Regions from separate parts of the Homo sapiens genome. Here regions 1 and 2 are each linked to region 3. Evidence: read pairs that join two places in POLR2A ChIA-PET (ENCODE). Cell type or tissue: B cell. All regions are shown on one strand. Each heading gives the region's core, and the rest is flanking DNA. Links, peaks and the distances in the headings are about the cores only. Region 1 overlaps MAPKAP1 (MAPK associated protein 1). Region 2 overlaps NEK6 (NIMA related kinase 6). Region 3 holds the start of ARPC5L (actin related protein 2/3 complex subunit 5 like).

The links. ChIA-PET counts read pairs that join two places held together with the same protein. Peaks named below come from ENCODE experiments on the same cell type or tissue, not always from the same donor. Only the 100,000 strongest peaks of a DNase experiment are listed, where the experiment ranks them.
Region 1: POLR2A ChIA-PET joins it to region 3 with 5 read pairs; 2 of 35 experiments call an interaction of 5 or more read pairs at or near these places.
Region 2: POLR2A ChIA-PET joins it to region 3 with 5 read pairs; 2 of 35 experiments call an interaction of 5 or more read pairs at or near these places.

What each region holds. Positions count from the first base shown.
Region 1 is chr9:125,609,184-125,614,419 of GRCh38, forward strand. The region is part of intron 4 of MAPKAP1 (MAPK associated protein 1); the gene reads right to left. Among named protein-coding and RNA genes, the nearest start is that of MAPKAP1, 95 kb to the right of the region's middle. In B cell, for the core only: no CTCF peak of the experiment used is centred there; no DNase peak of the experiment used is centred there.
Region 2 is chr9:124,296,166-124,301,426 of GRCh38, forward strand. The region is part of intron 1 of NEK6 (NIMA related kinase 6); the gene reads left to right. Among named protein-coding and RNA genes, the nearest start is that of NEK6, 41 kb to the left of the region's middle. RefSeq lists enhancers at 239-1,146, 2,961-3,866. In B cell, for the core only: no CTCF peak of the experiment used is centred there; no DNase peak of the experiment used is centred there; H3K27ac peaks cover 339 bases.
Region 3 is chr9:124,862,110-124,866,269 of GRCh38, forward strand. ARPC5L (actin related protein 2/3 complex subunit 5 like) reads left to right here and starts at 21. Exons shown (of 6, transcript NM_030978.3): 1 at 21-289; 2 at 1,879-1,998. RefSeq lists a silencer at 1-27 and an enhancer at 48-267. In B cell, for the core only: no CTCF peak of the experiment used is centred there; a DNase peak (open chromatin) is centred at 1,452; H3K4me3 peaks cover 819 bases; H3K27ac peaks cover 815 bases.

The DNA.
Region 1 (5,236 bases), core at 2,710-5,209, 750 kb after region 3:
GGGATGCAAAATGGTTACTTGCTGAACTGATGGGAATGAAAATTCCTATCTTTGAGGTCTCTATAGAAGGGAACAAGTTTCCTTCCCCTAAAGTACCCAAAGCAGCTCCCTTGAACCACAGCAAGTGGGAACTTCCTTTGACCCAAAGGGGTAGGGATATATATGCTCAACTAAATGAACAGGACATATACAAAAAAGAGCTGGAACAGAAAAAATCCTTAAGAAATCCCACTCTCGGAATGCTAAGGGAAGCAGACAGCCTCTGGCTTTGTTTCACCTGCCAAGCTTCTTTATTTATTTGTTTGTTTGTTTGTTTTTAAGAAAGAGTATGTTGTTTATTTGTCTTTAAGAAAGAGTCTCACTATGTTGCCCAGGTTGGTCTTGAACTCCCGAGCTCAAGTGATCCCCTTGCCTCTGCCTCCTGAATAGCTAACTCAGGCACTTGTCACCGGGCCTGGCCTGCCAAGCTTCATCCTGTTTTCCTCATTTTCTGACCCTGAGTGCCTTTCTCGTTTTTCTCTTTTTGGTAGTTTTGGTAGTTTCTCCCAAACCCACATTCAATTTTACACTACTCCATGTACAATGTGAGATGTTTCACATTTAACACTCTATTAACAGCATCTTGAACATTTCTGGAAAGAGAATAACTAAAATTAAAAATGGCTACCATTTACTCTGTGCCTGGCACTGGGCTGAGTGTGCCACATAAATTCTCTCTTTTGATCTTCAAAACAGCCCCCACTTACCCTATTTTACAGATAAACTGCTAAGAGGTGAAAGAAATTGTTAAAGGTCACACAGCCAGTAAGATAACTCAGATGGAAACCCGCCTCTGACTGACTCAAAAGACCACAATCTTAACTTGACAACAATTCTTCCCAAAACCAATATATTTGAAAAGCTTTTTTGGAGGGAAAGTTCTTATTTGAAAAAACATCTTCTTACATTTTGAATCAACATTTGCATGAAATAAAGAGCCATGATATGTGTAAACACAAACTCTTTCTCTTCATTCTGTAATATATATTCCTCTCCCACAGCATTTAATACAACACACTAAAAACTATTTTACTATAGGACTTGTATTTCAACCATATGGCAAAGTATGTATCCTGACCAACCCTCAAACAGAAAACAGTTAAACATATTTATGAAATATAAAAAGAGCTATTTTATCTGACTCAATACACTGGTTGGCAACTTTTTAAGGCAATCACAAAAGCACAAAGACTAAGTGAAAAGAGAATCTAGAATGAAAAACAGAACATAATTTTGCCTTAATGATGGTACTTGCCAAACAAGGTGACATGAAGTGTCAGTTTTCTTGGTCAGCAGGCTATAGGGAACAGTCTATCTATAACCTATAATAAGACCGTGATACCCTCCTCACAACCCACCACCACCAAAGACCTACATGTGAGAGTAAATTAGAATTAAGGTTTCCCGACTGACCTCCAGCAAGGTAAAACTGCCTGTCTTCCCCCAAAATTATTTTCTTCCTCAGACTTTATAAACATAAACGAACCTTCATATGAAATTTCTATCCCAAATTCGTATTATTTGATGGACCAGAAAGATTTTAAGCCAAGAATTTAAAGTGGTCCTGAGGTGGTAGTGCCCCCAGGTTCTAGGTAGAAGCAAACGCAGATCCTATTGGGAAAAACCTAAATGACTCAAATAATTCCAACAGAAAAATTTGCAAGAAATAATTTGTTCTATCTCCAAATCACAAAACATAGAAGGCATCATGAAATAGGCCCAGAAAGACTGGAGTTAACAGTATGATCAGAAGCAAAATATAAAATAAATGTGTAAGCAAAAATGTGGAGTAAGTGCAAGAGACTATAAAAGATTATCCAAGGTGTGATATATTATGGTTGAGTAGGAGAATGTCGCTAGGAGTGAATGTCAACTTTTAAAGATTAAATAAAGCATAAATAAAGCAAATATGACAAAATGTTAACAATTACTGAATACAGGTGCTACACATAAGGGTGCTCACTGAACTTTTACTAATAAAATTACTACACTTTTCGTAATAGTTTTTTAAATTACCAAGCAGATTTTTACAAGATCAAAATCAGACTTCTAGAAATTAAAAATACAACAACTAAAATTGGAAATGCAACATATGGGTTCCACAGCTGAGGAGAGAATCTGTTAGGAAGATATGAGTTGAAGAAATTACCTAGAATGCAACCCAAAGAGACACAGAGATAGGAAATAAGAAAGAGAAATTAAGAGATGAGAAGGATAAAATAACACATTCTGATAGGTGTAGCTAGAGTTTCAGAAGAAGAGAAAAGAATAACTGGTTCGGAGGCAATGTCTGAAAAGACAGTGGCTGAGAATTTTCCAGAATGATGAAAGACACTAATATGCAGATTCAGAAAGCCCAATGAATGCAAAAGAAGAAAAATAGGAAAGAAGATCTGTATCTTAAAACATCAAAATGAAATTGCATCTATACCAGACAAATATCAACCAAATGGAGCAGGTGTAACTATTTGAAAGGGAGGAAAACTTCACTAGAGTTAATCACAAATGACAAATGGTTCAATTCACCAGGAAAAAATAGCAATTCTGAAATTGTGTGAACATAAAAGCATAACATCACAATATACAAAGAAAAAATAGTCACAATTAACAAGAAAAAATGGACAGTCTATCAACAGCAGGAAATTCAAGCGTATTTCTGTCTAACTGATGGCTTGGACAAAAATATCTGTAAAGAAAATTTTAACAGATTTACAGATTGAGTATCCCCTATTCAAAATTATTGGGACCAGGAGTGTTTCATATTTAAGATTCTGAAATATTTACACTATACTTATTGGTTGAGTAACCCTAATCCAAAAATCCAAAATGTAATATGCTCCAATGAGCATTTCCTTTGATCATGCTCCAAAGGAAATGCTTGTTTCTAAATATTTTCTGATTTCTGTTATTTTTTGATACATGAGTTACTTATAAGCGCTCAAAAAGTTTTAGATTTTGGAGCATTTTAAACTTCAGATTTTCAGAGTAAGAATGCTCAACCTGTAACAGTCTTGACCTAATGACAATATTTAGAATATTGCAACCAACAGCAGCTAAAATCACATTCTTTCCAAGTTCACATATAATATTTATAAAAGGTGACCTATATTAATGGGCATACAGCCATGCTCAACGAATTTCAAATAACTGGTAGTGTCACAGCTTCTGTACAAATTCTTTTAGTTTTTTTTTAAATTTAAAATTTTTATGTTAGCTCTTTAATGGGGGGCGGCATGTGGAGTAAGATTGGAAATTAAACTTATCTACTAACAATCAGTTGTTGTAGAACCACAATAAACTGAGTTCCTAAACGCACTGTCTATTTCCTGATTCCCTATTCTTTCTGAAGCCATCTGTCCTGCAGTGTTTTTGAACAGGCCAGCATTCATGTACAAATCTTTATGTGAATGAACTTATGTTTTTAATTCTGTTGGGTAAATAGAGGCTCTATCAATTAAGAGATCCTGATTCCCAAAGGGAGAACACTTCCACTGGGAGACACAGCAGAAGTACCACTAAATGTTAAAACTATGGCTGCAGCCCAGGTTCCTCATGCCAAGGGACATCAGGCAAGAAGGAAAGTCACCATCCTCACAGGAGTGACTGACACTCATCAAAAGAACATGAGGCTGTTACACAATGGAGGCAGGAAGAAACACATCTAGCCAGTAAATCCATTGGGGTATCTTATTACTTTTACCCAATTTTAGTGGTTAATGGACAAATGAAGCAGCTACATCCTGAGAAAGGTAAACAGAGGCTTGGGCCCTCAGACATAAGGATCTGGGTCATCATACCATTTAAGACCTAGACCAGCCAAGATGCTAACTAACCAAGGTTGACAGGACTAGAATAAATACTTGAAGAGACAGATGAGTGTTAGTCATGACCTCAAGACCAGTGGTAGAAACAGGACTGTAGATCATTATACTAACCCTCTTTGTATAAATTTCCCCAAAGAAACGAAGTCCAACGCAGACCTGAAGGTGTGCTCCCAGAACTTAACATGAAGCCAGTAAACCCAAGCAGCACCAAGGGTGGACTGTACCACCCAGATTCCCTCTTTTCAGGAATAAAGCGCATATTTCCCAACTGCTGGAAGGAATGCTGGCTGATGGCTATCAGCTGTTAGTCCTTTCCTGCAATTGTGCTGGCTGACAGAGTCACCTTGCCAAGACTGCACCTCCTTCTCACGACACTCAGAATCCAATGATAGGTTAGATGCAAGAATGTAAGAGGCCTGACCCCCTTACCCTAACTTGGGACAACTGTGAAGGTCCATCCAGCTGCAGAGTACTCCATGGTGTCAGGTGAGGCCTTGTTACGACTGCATCACAGTCCCAACTCCTCCCTCTACCCAATTCTGTTTTCCTCCCTTTTCCACACAGATGCTAATCCAGAAAACACTCCCTAATACATTTCCTGCATGTTAATCTCCATTTCAGAGACTGCTTCCCAGGAGAACCCAACCTGTGACAACAATAGTTTACTTTTATTAGCAGGTTCCGCCAAACATTCAAAGAACAGATAATGCTAGAATTACCCATACTATTTAACCTTACTGAAAAAGAGCAATTTCTTTTTTTTTTTTTTAAGACGGAGTCTCGCTCTGTCACCCAAGCTGGAGTGCAGTGGCGCGATCTCAGCTCACTGCAAGCTCCGCCTCCCAGGTTCACGCCATTCTCCTGCCTCATCCTCCCCAGTAGCTGGGACTACAGGCGCCCGCCACCACGCTCGGCTAATTTTTTGTATTTTTTAATAGAGACGGGGTTTCACCATGTTAGCCAGGATGGTCTTGATCTCCTGACCTCGTGATCCACCCGCCTCGGCCTCCCAAAGTGCTGGGATTACAGGCGTGAGCCACCAGGCCCGGCCAAAAAAGAGCAATTTCTAAATCACTTTATAAGGTTAGAAAAACCTCCATATCCAAACCTGAGAGTGTAAGAGAATAATCTTACAGGCCAGGTTTACTTGTGAACAAAGATCCTAAATAAATATTAGCAAACCAACCCAGCAAGATATAAAAACTAGAATATTTGATGACCAAAGCTGAGTTTATTGTATCAAATACTAGGTTGGTTTAACATAAGATGATAAATCAATATAATAATCATATTAAAGCTAGGCGTGATGGCTCATACTTGTAATCCCAGCACTTTGGGAGCCCAAGGTGGGCAGATCACCTGAGGTCAGGAGT
Region 2 (5,261 bases), core at 1,715-4,214, 560 kb before region 3:
CAGGAGCCAGCTGGACCAACAGACATCACCCCTGGTGCTGGCACTGGTGCTGCCAGTACCATTCGCTCGGGGCGGAGAGAAAGCTGTGTGTGCCTGAGTGTGAAGCCACAGGGACGGCTTCCTGCTTTAGGGAAAACAACCTGTGAAGCTGTGCCCTCGGCTGGAGGCACAGAGGAGGGGCCTTGCTCAGGGAAACTGGAGAGGGGAGTACAGTGTCTGGCCAAGGCTGACCTCCAAGGCCAGGAGTGGGTTCTCCCTGGGCTTGGCAACACCTGTCAGTCTGGGAGCCACAACTGCCTTTGCCACGTCTACCCTCTGCTTCAGTGGACAGAACGAGCCTGGTGGACATTAGATGACCCCTGATCATGCCTGTGCACGTGCACACACAGGAGCAGAAGAGGCAGGCAGGACACACACCGTTACCACCTCCAGGGTTCAGAGCAAGGAGAGGTGTAAGATCCAGTATATGAATGCACTTCCATGCATGGACCCCAGTACACATGGACCCTTGCAAGCTCATGCCCCCAAACCTGCTCCAAGCAGGGTCCTTGGACAGAGCCCTCCTGGTGTCTGAGGTCGTGCTTCACTGGCCGGGCCACGATGAGCCACCAGTCTCCATGAAGTGTGGCATTTGACAGGAGGCACAGGAATGACTTCCCCCTAGGTGAAGTTTCCAAAAATTCAGAGGCAAGGGCCCAATGACAGCCTTGGTCAGAAAGGCCACTTGGAACCTCAGAGCCAGCCCATTACAGCAGCCGATCCCTTCCAGCAGGTGCCTGGATTAAAACCAAGCGCTCATGTCTCCCTAGGGTCACAGCCCACATTAGTGAGAGCCTCATCCATGGCCGGGCAGGGTGCGGCACAGCAGCTGGCTTTGCAGAGGCAGCCACGGCTCACGTAGATGATGAAGACGTTTGCTCCAGAGCAGTCCTAAAGAGGCCATGCTGCGTAGGACATAGAGCAGCAATCTTGGGTCCAACAGCCCCAGCTGTGTCATTTACCAGCTGTGTTACCTGGGGCAGGGATGACCCTGGGCAAGTCCCTGCCTCAGGCCCCATGTCTGTCACATGGAGGTGATCACGCCTCCATTGTACAAGTGAGGGTTAGCTTCAATAGCTAAATAGCCTCATAGCTAAAGCCTCAGAGGTCCCTTCCCATGTGCCAGGCTCTGTGCTAAGGAGTTTACAGTGACCCTAAGAGGAAGATCTGACTGTTAGCCCATTTTCCAGATGAAGAAACTGAGACGCAGCATGGTTAGATGAAACCGGGCCAGGACCTGGACTCCTGCAGTCCAGCTCCCCGCCAGCCTCACTGAACCCTGAGGCTTCTCCCAATCTGGTCCCTCGGTGCCTGGGGACACACAGCACACGGCAGCCTAAAGCCAGGAACCTGAGCTGGGAAGCCTCACTGTGCAGCTATCCACAGTGTTTTGCAAATGTAGGGCCCTTGCTTGAGGCAGAAGAAAAGCCCTCTTTGAGGTGGTGTTCAGTGTGGCCTGCAGCTCTGGGTCTTGCATTCCATGGATTTTTGGCCCCTGACTTGGGCTTGGCAGCTACTACCTCATTGTTCTGCAACTTGGCAGGAGCCGCGGGATCCCGGGGACGGGCAGTCCTCAGTGTTACCCCGAGGTGCCTGCACGCATGTGCTAAGGGTCTTTTCCCTGCTCCGTGTGGCTCGTCCTTCCACGTCCCCTTTGCCTTGGCCTTTCTGCATCTGAACCCCCTAAGAAGCAGTTTCTGACAGGAATTTCCAGAGCACAGGGCTTGGGTTTCTGTTGGGGTGTGGACCAATAGAACAAAATGCCCTAAAATCCAATACCCATGGAGAGCCCCAAGAGGCAGTAGATTCCTTGGAACAAAGAGGGAGTTTAGAGTCACTGAGATCTGGATTTGAATCCTTTCTCTGCAGCTTATCAGCCTAATGGCATCGAGCCTCTTCCTCTGAGCCTCGGTTTCCCCATCTATAAAATGGGTCTACCAATAGCCCCGAGGGTGAATGGGAAAGACCTGGCCCACAGGAACCCTCATCCCTTCCTTTCTCCCTTCCTCCTTCCCCCTCGCGCCTCCCCACCTCCTTCCCCTCAGCAGGGACCCTCTCTGGCTCTCGGTGGGTAGGGGCTTGCAGAGTCCTCCGTGGCTGCTGCTTTCCTAGAACAGGGAACATCAACACCTGCCGGCTCCTCCCTGGAGGCTAACGGTGCCGCAGGTTCCATTAGGTTCTGAACAGAGCAGCTCGTAATGACTGGGGTTTGGCAGCAAAGGCACCACTGGGGTAGACAGTGGTGCTGCATCAGCTTGCTGTGGTCAGTGGGGCAGAGTCTCCGGGGGCTCCTGCCCCTGGGGACCCTGTGGAGGAAATGGGCCCTTGTGGTCCGCCAGCCCTGAGATCACCCCTGTGCATCAGCAGCACAGGCCCCATTCTCAAGTGGAGAGAGGGCCCATTCGGGGTGGAGCCAGCTGGAGAGATGATGGTGTTGCTGTGTAAGAACCTGTGGGGAGTGCAGTACCGTAGTTTTGGACAAATATGCAGTTGTTGGTTCAAATCCTGGCTCCTTTTGTCTGTGATCCTTGGGACCCGGGCAAATCTCTTAACCTCTTCGTGCCTCAGTTTTCTCATCTGTGAAATGGGACCATAATAGACCTTACCTCATGGAGTTGTTGACAAAATGAGATGGGCTAATAGAGGTGAAGAGCGTAGGGCAGGGCCCAGCATGATCAGGGCCCTGCAATTATTAGCTCTTATTCCCGGTCCCCCTTGCACTGCTCCTGGAGCCCTGCCCATGTGAGGCCACAGGTGAGCTCCTGAGAGTGTGCAGACCATGGCATCTGGCTGCAGCTGTTGGAGAATGCGGTCAGCGCCACGTGGGGAGGGCAGGAATGACATTCCCAAGCACCCGCTAGGCTCCTCCCCAGTGGGATTTGCCCAAGGTCTCAGCTGGTGAGTGACAGGGTCTAGATTCCACTGCCACAGTTTCCAGTACATGGGAGGCCCCAGGGCAGGTGGGCGGGTAAGCCGATGTGTGCATGGGTCTCGCAGGGGTGACCTGTGGGCCAAGGCTGGTGCCTTCTGAGATAAAGATGGAACCTTCTCACTGAAGACAGTTCTCCACTCTTTCCCTGGAGGTCTCCCTAAGGGCAGAGGACAGTGAGCATGTCACCCTGAGGGGTCTAGGGGTGCAGCTGGAAGCAGCTGCAGAGCCTGCAGGAGGCTCAGTTTTATCTTCAAATTCATGCGCATTTTACATTCTGCTCTCTCTCATATTCCCCCTAACAAAGATGCCTGGGGAAGGTGCTCGTGTTTATCTGTTTATCCTGGGGCTCTTTATACCCTGGGTCTTCCCCTGTGTCACCTTGGGATGTCACCTGCGCTCCAGTGCAAGAACTCGGCACAAATGGTGGAGACACCGAGGGTGCCATTTTCCCATCTGCATTTGAGGGCTTGGCAGGGAGAGCACTGAGCGCTGGGAGACCCAGGTGGGGAGATGAGGCCTGTGCTGAGGCAGAGGCAGGGGTGGGGAGGGAAGAGGCAGGTGCACCCATAATGCCCCTCCGTGTGACACTGATCTGACAGTGCTCTGTGTGCACAGACTAAAAAGACAACAAGAGACCTACTGACTGATCTGTCCACACTAGGATGAACCACATCAAATGGCCAAGTCTGTGGGTCAAAGTTGGTTGAGTTTCTGCAGCTTCCCAAGCAGGAGACTGCATGAGCCAGGCTTGGCAGGACTTGCAGCCAGCGAGGGCCCCCCTGACCCTGAGTTGGGCGTGTTCTGCAGTCCATACCATCCACTTCCCTGCAGTCTCACATCCTGTCATCTATTTTGAGAGAGCAGGTTTACCCCAGAACAGTCTGTGGAAGGTGTGGGGCAGGGAGGAGAGCTGGGCCGCCCTGAGGACACAGAGGGAGAAGGGTGCTGGGAGCCAGCCTGCAAGTTCTGGGGAGCCTCAGGGTGCCTTTGAGGGCACAACTTGGGAGGCCAAGCTCAGCGGGTGAGTTAGGGTTTGGTGGACATCCTTTGACATGTCAAAGGGTGTCACAGATATCCCTGGAGCCTGAGAGGTCTGGTCGGCCCACCACTGTGGCTGGAAACAGACTACAGTGGGGAGGAAGGAAGAGTGACTTGCACCCTGAGACACAGTGGCCGGACCTCTAGGAGCTGGCTGTGACAGCCCGGAGGGTGTTGATGCCTTTCCCACCTCCTGGAACACCCCCGTGTTAATGGGGGCGTGGGTCTACCTGGGAGGGAGTGGCAGGGCTGCTGGCCCAGCAGACCGGGGGAAGACTCTTGGTTTGGAATTTGACTGGGGCATAGGTGACCAGGTGAGACAGCAGGAGGCGGGGTCTGTCTGGAGAGAGATGACGTCTTTGGCTGGGTCCTCCAGAAGCCAAACTTGAGATGGGGATATGTAGGCATGGGATTTATGAAGTGCCCCTGGGAGAACCACTCAGGGAGGAGGGAGGGCAAGGCCAGGAATGGGCAGGAGACGGACCAGAGGTTCCTTCTCAGACAAAACCCGCTGACCGCGCCGGGGGCTCTAGGATACGAGTCACATCTTGGAGGGCCCCGACCTGAGACGGGACTGGCTTTCATTCTCGCCCCCTCAGCTGTTGAATAAGGGCCACCGCAGGGGAGGGGGCTCCATTCCTCAGGACTTCTGGCTCTCCAGGGGTACAGCTGAGCTGCTCCAGGAGCCTAGGCCAGGCCTCAAGGGGTTCTGCCTAGGATGTGGTCACATGAGAGGTGCCCCTCGGGACATCCAGGGCTTGTCTGGGAGAAGGAGCAGCAGCCAGAAACAGGGGCCCCATCACATGTGTGATCTAGTCCCTTCCATGCACACCATGTGGGAGCCCTGGCACACAGGAGGTGCTGCAGAAATGCTTGTGGGGTGAGCGCAGGTCTCTCCTTCTGGGGAGGAGGAGGGCTTTTCCCCTGGCATCAGGAAGCATCCCGGTGGCTGGGTCACACAGGTTCTATGCACATAACCTCAGACCCTGCCCCAGAAGCACTTGTCTGATGGGGGAGGCCAGAGGCTAAAATATTGGGGGAGATGCCCAGATGGCCTTGAGCTCAGGACTGGGCACACAGTGGGTGCTTAACCAGGGGCCTGTGGCTGCTGTGACTACCTATGACCAGCATCTCTGACTCTCCCAGGGCAGCCCAAGCCCTGGAGGCTGAGGGGGGCTGTTCCTTTGCACAGAGGTCTAAGTAGGACGGCAAACAGGACCTCTTGGCCCTGGCCTTCCCTGTGTCACACGTG
Region 3 (4,160 bases), core at 204-2,703:
CGCCTTGTAGTGCTCGCCTCATTCACGGCACCCCTGATAGCGAGGTCGGCGTCACGGTGTAGGCGCGCAGTTGGGGAAACCGAGGCCCAACGTGGGCGGCAGCTACCAGAGATGGCACACGGAGGACTCAAATTCGTCCATTCAGTCATTCGTTCATTCATTCCTTCGGGAAACCTTGCAGATCTCCCAATCTGGGCAACTCTGAGCTGGGCGCCAGTAGTCTGGGGGTGCTGACGGGAGGAGGGGCCAGAGTTTTCAAAGACGATTAACCGAGGCTCACGTCGCGGAGGAATTTAAAGCGCGAGATGGACGGGAGGGGCGGGCTCAGGCAGTTATAATCCAACTCCATAAAGGTTCTGGGGAGGCAGTATATGGAACTGCAAAGAGCATTTACACCTTTTTTTTTTTTTTTTTTTTTGAGACAGAGCTTCATTCTGTCGCCCAGGGTGCCAGGCTGGAGTGCAGTGTCGCGATCTCGGCTTACTGCAACCTCCGCCTCCCGGGTTCAGCGATTCTCCTGCCCCAGCCTCCCGAGTAGCTGAGTAGCTGGGATTACAGGCATGCACCACCACGCCTGGCTAATTTTTTGTATTTTTAGTAGAGACGGGGTTTCGCCATGTTGCCCAGGCTGATCTTGAACTCCTCAGCTCAGGTGATCCCCTCGCCTCGGCCTCCCAAAGTGCTGGGATTACAGGCGTGAGCCACCACGCCTGGCCCCAGCCTTTATTTATTTTTTTTATTTTTTAATTTTTTTTTTCAGACAGGGTCTCGCTCTGTCACCCTGGCTGGAAGGCATGGCGCGCTCTCCGCCCACCAAAACCTCCGCTTCCCGGGTTCAAGCAGCCCTCCCACCTCAGTCTCCCGAGTAGCTGAAACTACAGGCACAAGCCACCAGGCCTGGCTAATTTGTTTATTTTTTGTAGAGCTGTTGCCCAGGGTGGTCTCCTGGGCTCAAGCAATCCGCCCTCCTCGGCCTCCCAGAGTGCCTAGGATTACAGGGGTTAGCCACCTCGCCTGGCCATACAGCCTTTTTTATTTTTATTTTATTTTTTATATATTTTTTGAGATGGAGTCTGGCTCTGTCGCCTAGGCTGGAGTGCAGTGGCGCGATCTCGGCTCACTGCAACCTCCACCTCCCGGGTTCAAGAGATTCTCCTGCCTTGGCCTCCCCAGTAACTGGGACTACAGGTGTGTGCCACTACACCCAGCTAAATTTTTGTATTTTTAGTAGAGACAAGGTTTAGCCAGGCTGGTCTCAAACCCCTGACCTCAAGTGATCCACCCGCCTCAGCCTCCCAAAATACTGGGATTACAGGTGTGAGCCACTGCGCCCGGCTAGTACAGCCTTTTTTAAAGTGAACCTGACCAGGTTTCAAATTCTTGCTCTGCTGCCAAGGTAGTAGTTGAGACTCTTGGGAAATCTCTTCCCCTTTCTTGAGTCTCAGTTTGCTCACATGTGAAATGAGGCATTTATGAGAATTAGAGGAGATATCTGTAAAGCTGTTAACCCGAAATCTGACGCATAACAATGGCTCAAAATATCATTGGTGTTCATGTTCCCAGAGGAAGGAACACTTCAGTAGAGCCCGGAAAGTGAAACGGGAATTCACAAGGCAGGGCATGTTTAGGCTTTCTGATTAATGTCTGCCAACCAGTAGGCATTAATCAGCACTCCAGTGCCACTCCCTTGCCCTTAATAAAGACATGCCACCTCTTAGAGTTATGGTTGAAGCCAGATTGTCCTCTTGTTACTACCAGCTGTAACCACCCACAAGGAGACTTCTCCCATCTCCTATGAGTAGCAACCTCTGTGCAATCCTTTCCTTAGCCCCAAACAGGCTGAAATAAAATGATGCATTTATGTGTCTATTTCCACAGCCAACCTAGAAGTTCTCTGGGGACAGAACCTTGGCGGACAACTGAATTAATTGTTCTAGTCTCCAGGCCCAGTACATGGATGCTTGTTGGATGAATTAATGAACCTTGACCCACACCAAGGTGAGGAAGGCTTTCAGGAGGTGGAGGGATATGGGGAAAAAAGAGAGTAGAGAGAGGGCAATCCCGGCATGGCTTAGACTTTTTTTTTTTTTTTTTGAAATGGAGTCTTGCTGTGTCACCCAGGCTGGAGTGCAGTGGCACAATTTCAGCTCACTGTAACCTCCACCTCCCAGGTTCAAGCGATCCTTGTGCCTCAGCCTCCTGAATAGCTGGGATTACATAGGTGCGTGCCACCATGCCCGGCTAATCTTTGTATTTTTGTTTTTTTCCAAAATGGAGTCTTGCTCTATTGCCCAAGCTGGAGTGCAGGGGCACAATCTCGGCTCTCACTGCAACCTCTGCCTCCCAGGTTCAAGCGATTCTCCTGCCTCAGCCTCCCGAGGAACTGGGAATACAGGCATGCACCACCAAGCCAAGCTAATTTTTGTTTTTTTAGTAGAGACGGGGTTTCACCATATTTCACCTGGCCACCATGTTGGCCAGGCTGGTATTGAACTCTTAACCTTGTGATCCGCCTGCCTTGGCCTCCCAAAGTGCTGGGATTACAGGTGTGAGCTGCCGCGCCTGGCCCATCTTTGTATTTTTTGTAGGGACGGGGTTTCGCCAGGGTGGTCTCAAACTCCTGACCTCAAGAGATCCGCCTGCCTCAGCCTCCCAAAGTGCTGCGATTACAGGCATGAGCCACGGCGCAGTGCGCCTGGACCTTTTTTTTTTTTTGAGACTGAGTTTCATTCTTGTTGCCCAGGCTGGAGTGCAATGGCACAATCTCGGCTCACTGCAACCTCTGCCTTCTGGGTCCAAAGGATTCTTCTGCCTCAGCCTCCCAGCCTGCCTACAGCTACTGTAATCCAAGTAGCTGGGATTACAGGTGCCGCCATGATGCCTGGCTAATTTTTATATTTTTAGTAGAGACGGCATTTCACCACGTTGGCCAGGCTGGTCTCAAACTCCTGACCTCAGGTGATCCACCTGTCTCGGCCTCCCAAAGTGTTGGGATTACAGGTGTGAACCACTGTACCTGGCCGGCATAGCTTAGTCTTAAATGAAAGTCTAGGCCGGGCGTGGTGGCTCACGTGGTGCACGCCTGTAATCCCAGCTACTCTGGAGGCTGAAGCAAGAGAATCGCTTGAACCCAGAGGCAGAGGTTGCAGTGAGCCGAGATCGGGCCATTGCACTCCAGCCTGGGTGACAAGAGGGAAACTCTGTCTAAAAAAAAAAAAAAAAAAAAAGGAAAGTCTAATGGTGCACAGTGCCTTTGCTGTTATATTTTTAAATGCTTAGAGTTAATGACTCTGCACATCTTTTTCGAACCTGAAGTCATTTGTGACTCTCTCTTACACGCCACATCTAGTCAACCAGTAAATTCCAGGTACTCTACCTTCAAAATTTACCCAACTTAAGGCCGGGTGAGGTGGCTCACGTCTGTAATCCTAGCACTTTGGGAGGCCAAGGCAGGTGGATCACCTGAGGTCAGGAGTTCGAGACCAGCCTGGCCAACATGGTGAAACCGTGTCTCTACTAAAAATACAAAAAAAATTAGCCGGGCATGGTGGCGGGTGCCTATAATCACAGCTATTCGGGAGGCTGAGGCAGGAGAATTGCTTCAACCCAGGGGGCAGAGGTTGCAGTGAGCCAAGATTGCGCCACTTCACTCAAGCCTGGGCGAAAGAGCAAAACTCCATCTCAAAAAAACAAAAAACAAAAAAAACAAAATTGGGACTGGGCGTGGTGGCTCACACCTGTAATCCCAGCACTTTGGGAGGCCAAGGCGGGCAGATCATGAGGTCACGAGTTCGAGACCAGCCTGACCAACATGGTGAAAACCTGTCTCTACTAAAAATATAAAAATTAGCCAGGCGTGGTGGTGTGCACCTGTACTCCCAGCTACTTGGGAGGCTGAGGCAGGAGAATCACTTGAACCCTGGAGGCGGAGGTTGCAGTGAGCTGAGGTTGGGCCACTGCACTCTAGCCTAGGCGACACAGTGAGACTCCCTCTTAAAAAAACAAAAAAACAGGTCAGGCGCAGTGGCTCACGTCTGTAATCCCAGCACTTTAGGAAGCCGACGCAGGTGGATCACCTGAGGTCAGGAGTTTGAAACCAGCCTGGCCCACATGGTGAAACCCTGTCTCTACTAAAAATACAAAAATTAGCCAGGTGTGGT